Regions from separate parts of the Homo sapiens genome. Here region 1 is linked to region 2. Evidence: chromatin loops called from intact Hi-C (ENCODE). Cell type or tissue: CD4-positive, alpha-beta T cell. All regions are shown on one strand.

The links. Hi-C counts contacts between places; a loop is a spot of excess contacts. Peaks named below come from ENCODE experiments on the same cell type or tissue, not always from the same donor. Only the 100,000 strongest peaks of a DNase experiment are listed, where the experiment ranks them.
Region 1: a loop joins it to region 2, with 11 times the contacts of the local background. A loop is called at or near these places in 13 of 110 quality-filtered maps.

What each region holds. Positions count from the first base shown.
Region 1 is chr21:39,174,369-39,176,868 of GRCh38, forward strand. PSMG1 (proteasome assembly chaperone 1) reads right to left here. Exons shown (of 7, transcript NM_003720.4): 7 at 401-1,296. The coding sequence ends at 1,222. Among named protein-coding and RNA genes, the nearest start is that of PSMG1, 7.8 kb to the right of the region's middle. In CD4-positive, alpha-beta T cell, a CTCF peak has its summit at 1,009 (motif pointing left); a DNase peak (open chromatin) is centred at 1,013.
Region 2 is chr21:38,732,601-38,735,100 of GRCh38, forward strand. No RefSeq gene overlaps it. Among named protein-coding and RNA genes, the nearest start is that of LINC00114, 40 kb to the right of the region's middle. In CD4-positive, alpha-beta T cell, CTCF peaks have their summits at 1,482 (motif pointing right) and 1,687; DNase peaks (open chromatin) are centred at 1,501 and 1,871; H3K4me3 peaks cover 604 bases; H3K27me3 peaks cover 643 bases.

The sequences.
Region 1 (2,500 bases), 440 kb after region 2:
ACCAGATTCCAGGTCATATGATGTTACCTCAGGGCTCTGCAGGCACATTTCTGAATGAATGAAAACTTTTTTTGCAACAAGGGAAATGCTTAGATTTCTGCCTTCGGGATATATTCATAAGCATACTATGCACAAGACTTCCAATTCTTGATTATGTAAAGGAAACCAAGTTTACTCAAGAAGGAGTTAGAACACAGTATCTCCTTACCATACTTCTAATCATTACCAAAAACAGTAAATGAACTGGAACTAGAAAATATAAATGGGTAAGTACTCTAAATCTATAGTATGTAAATGATTCAATAACTAAAAAGGTGAAAAAGAAAGCAGAAGAGATAAGAAGCATTTAACTCCACCATTTTAAAATTTATTTTCATGAATGCAGTTCAGTTTGTGGTCCTGTGAAGTTGTGTGGCTACTCCGGGTTCATGATTCCATTCACACTCCTAATGATAACACATGACTGTAAGAGAACTGCTGACACGCGCAGAGCCAGCCTTGAAAGAGAGCCCTGGGAAAGTCTGGGTGAAGAGGCTATCTGTCAGATATTACTAAAAAGTGAGGACATACACATTTCTGTTTCATTTTTAGTAAATATATAATTTTGTTACTTTGTCATCAATTTTTACCCACAAGATAAAAAAAACTGCAGGACTCCTAAAATATCCAGAAACTTTCCACATATTAAGAATCACCAACAGGTCAATGAATAGTTACACCTAATTAACTACACTTTGCCACATGAATACCATCTGCTGATATCTGTAGCTTTGAAAAATTTAACTAAAGTTGGGCACAGTGGCTCACACCTGTAATCCCAGCATTTTGGGAGGCCGAGGCGGGGGAAATGCTTGAGCCCAGGAGGTCGAGGATGCAGTGAACCATGATAGCACACTGCACTTCAGCCTGGGCAACAGAGCAAGACCCAGCCTCAAAAAATAAATAAATAAATAAATAAGATAAAAATTTAACTATAGTACCTTAAAATATTCAAATACAACAATACTCCCACCTAGTGGATAAAAGGAAAATGCTTGGCTTATTTTGGTTGTGAATAATACCACCATAAATAAGGAATTAAAACTACAATTAATTTTTTACAATTTTATTCCGTTTCATCATTCTCAAAATATATCCCCCAAAAGTAATCTACAAAAGAGTGCAGGCTGCTCCCCTTAAAGGAATGGACAAGTAATATACACTACAAAACAATGTTTAAGATCATGTATAAATGTTACTCTGAATCTCATTTGTTGTCATCAATTTCTTTAGTATCTCAGTGCTTTGGGGAATATTCTGAAAGGAGAGAAAAAAGTGAATACAGTGAGACCCCAGGGATTCAGGCAGAGGCAACACCCCTCCCTCCACGACCAACAATCTCCACACTCGAGACTTAAAAACAGCCATGGGACAGGCGTGGCCTTTACTCTCCTTCTCAACGAAAAGGCAAGTGGGAAAGTCAGTTCAACAGGCCCTTTCCCTGCCACACTCGCCGATGATCTCCTGGCCTCCGATGGTCTCCTGGCCTCTGGAGGAAGTCTATGCTCTAACCCGCCCGACCTTCCCCACAAGATGTCTTCCTCCCCTCTCCACCAACACCACACTCCTCACGGCTCTCCTCACACTTTCCCACTCTGCTCACACTGCTTCCCTCTGCACACTTCTACCCAAGATTCATCCATCTTTCAAATCCAACTAAACTGCCACACAGGAAGAACTCAAAATAATTCCACCTTATTGAAAATACCACTTTTAAAAGGTCAGAAACAACGAACTGACTCAGGCTGATGTAATTGGTCATTAAGAAAACAGCACCCTGCAGAACCACCATCTTACCCTCCTGCTAATCATTATCTCCAAAGCAAAAATGAAAATGCTGAGTTAAATTTCCCCTTGAAAGTATATTCATAAAAGCTGAGTTTCCTTAAGCCCCATATGACAGATGATTTCCAAGTCTCTGAACAAGTCCAAGCGTTTATGACACACCTGTGTGCTACACACAGTCCTACAGCAGTAAACAAAACAGCCCAGCCCCTGCCCATGGGAACTCATCTCTGAGTTAAGTGGGATGAGGCAATTGGCTATTTAAACAAACAAGACGATCAGCATATACTTTGAAAGAGATGCTAAAAATAAATTAACTCCATGTGTCAGAAAGATTACCCTGGATTCTAGCTAATTTGCAAGATAAGCTTGCAGTATACTAAATCAGAGTTTTACAGCTGTACTCTTCAACAAATGGTTATTGATGGCTTTATTCAACATGCCAGGTATGTGGTAAACTTGGGATACCAAAATTAAAAATCGTGGTCCATTACCACAAGGAGCTGACAATCTAGTAACAAACTAATTTATGAGACCTGGGAAATGAGCTACTTCCAACAACTTACCACAAAAGTCTTAAAACTAATGGCCATTCCAGAATAAAACCGGGCTGAGGGACAATGTTGTTACAACCTCTTTCCTTTAAAGAAACCATGCTTAAACCAGAGGCTGTGGA
Region 2 (2,500 bases):
GGCAGAAAGATAAAGATCCACGCCCTATTCACCCCACCTCTGCCCAGTCCAAGGGAAGCCATCATCAACCTTCCACCATCTCCTTGGCAAACTCCAATTTTTTAACCCACACACCCAATATCTATTAAAATATTGATTTGTTTTGTAAATAATATACAAGTGTTCAAATAATTTTTATGTGTCCTATAAAAATAAAAGTACTGAAATTTGAGATAAAAATAGGTATGAAGAGAAATCCTAATATTTTCTTTCAGCACCCCCAGGAGACTGCTTACAGAGGTATTTGCTCGCACACATACACACACTCCTTGAGGTGTGCACACTCTTCTCAGAACCTTTCCATCCAGCGTGTTCTGGAGCCTGGGTCTGTAGCATCAGTGCTCTGCGTCGACCACTGGGGAGTGGGGAGGGGTGGGCACCCATCAAACAAGCACTTTAGGCACACTTCACCCATCCTGTCCACCATGGACAGAATGCTAGAGGAAAAAAATTTTCTCATGTTTTTTGCCTGTATCTGCTTTTGTATTTTTACATTACCAAAGCCCATCCTACTCAGCCTTTAGAATTCTAAAGAATACAATTTATGTAATGTATAGCTGAGGGTATAGGATGGCGCTCAGTTCAGTATCTTTGTGTTTCCTTTTCCCTTTCTTAAAAACAGGGCTTTGCTGTGTCACCGAGGCTGGAGGGCAGTGGCGTGATCATGGTTCACTGCAACCTCGAATTTCTGGGCTCTAGCCATCCTCCCTCCTCAGCCTCCTGAGTAGCTGGAACTACAGGTGCATGCCATCAGACTCAGTTATTTTTAAAATTATATTTGTAGAGACAGGGTCTTGCTCAGGGTGATCTCAAACTCCTGGGCTCAAGCCATCCTCCTACCTCAGTCTCCTAAAGTGCTGGAATTACAGGAGTGAGCCACCATGCCCAGCCTCAGTATATTTTTTTGTTTTGTTTTGTTTTGTTTTGTTTTGTTTTGTTTTGTTTTGAGACGCAGTCTCGCTCTGTCGCCCAGGCTGGAATGCAGTGGCACAATCTCGGCTCACTGCAACCTCCACCTCCCGGGTTCAAGCGATTATCCTGCGTCAGCCTCGCGAGTAGCTGGGATTACAGGCGCACGCCACCAAACCCGGCTAATTTTTGTATTTTTAGTAGAGACGGGGTTTCACCATGTTGGCCAGGATGGTCTCGAACTCCTGACCTCGTGATCCGCCCGCCTTGGCCTCCCAAAGTGCTGGGATTACAGGTGTGAGCCACTGTGCCGGGCCAGCCTCAGTATTTTTAAACCCAAATTATTGCCAGAGAAATTGGTATATTTATTCAGATGAAAAATACTTGCATTAGTAAGCGAAAATATCTGTCATCGTCACTTTACAGAAAATGGAAAAGGATGAGGATTGCACAAAAACTAGAAATTCCATCCCGGGTGTTTTTCCTCCTCAGCAACGGGCACAGGTCGTTCCAGTTTTGGCCAGGCGGTGGCGCTCGAGGCAAACGGTGTCATGAAACGGTCACTGGATGCACTGACCCTGAAGATGCTCTCAAAGCACGAGTCCGTTCATCAGAGAGTGGACTTGACACCCATCAGAAACATTCCCGGAGTGCGTTGGTGTGAAGGTGCGAGGAGAGTCGGGGAAGCATCCCGAAGCCCTGCTAGGCGAATGGGTACTGCTGAGATTACAGGGTCAGCACAAAGCAGAATACAGGACCCGAAAATAACAGCTGCACCGGAAGAATACTTGACCACTGTTTAAGAAGGAATTTGACGAAGAGCAGTCACCGAGTGCAGCCCTGGGCCGGCTAAAGGAAAAGAAAAAAAATCACTCAACTGCCGCTCGGCGGCGGGAATGCCAGGCGGGTCAGAGAAGGGAAACAGGGTGCTTTGCAGCCGCGGTGCAGGCGCAGGGCAACCCCCTGCCCAGCACTGAAGTCTAGAGCAGGCTCTGCGGGTAAATAGGAGAAAATCCTAGTGAGCCTTATTGTGATTCAACATTTAGAATTTTCCCCCAGTTCTGACCTTGAGATTTAATAAAAGGCGTTTTCAAGTTACACTGGTTCTCTTTTCATATGGAAATGAATTTGGGGTGATTGTTTTCACTGGTGTCTTATTACTTTACGAAATTATGAGCACCCCTTTGCAAGGAAAAATACCTTCTGTCCTTTGGATTGCTGGTTAAATACGGGTAATTTTCATTCCTATTTAAATCAACTTGAAAAAACAAAAGGAGGCCACGTAGGCAAAAGTTCGTTTTGAGGAAGGAAGTTCTCCTAAAAGCTAGGGTAAGTAGATTTTGCTTCAATCTGCATATTTTTCAAGGAAAGACTTTTAAAACGAAATGTTTCTAAAACCTGAAATTTTAAAGGCAAATACATAGTCTTTTTAATAAAGCAAAGCATATTCTGCATTCCCACCTTTTACGAGAATAAAATAAAATATCTAGAGACAAATACATTTGGATTTGTGAAAGGAAAATAAATATTGGGACCACAAAATCACTAAGCT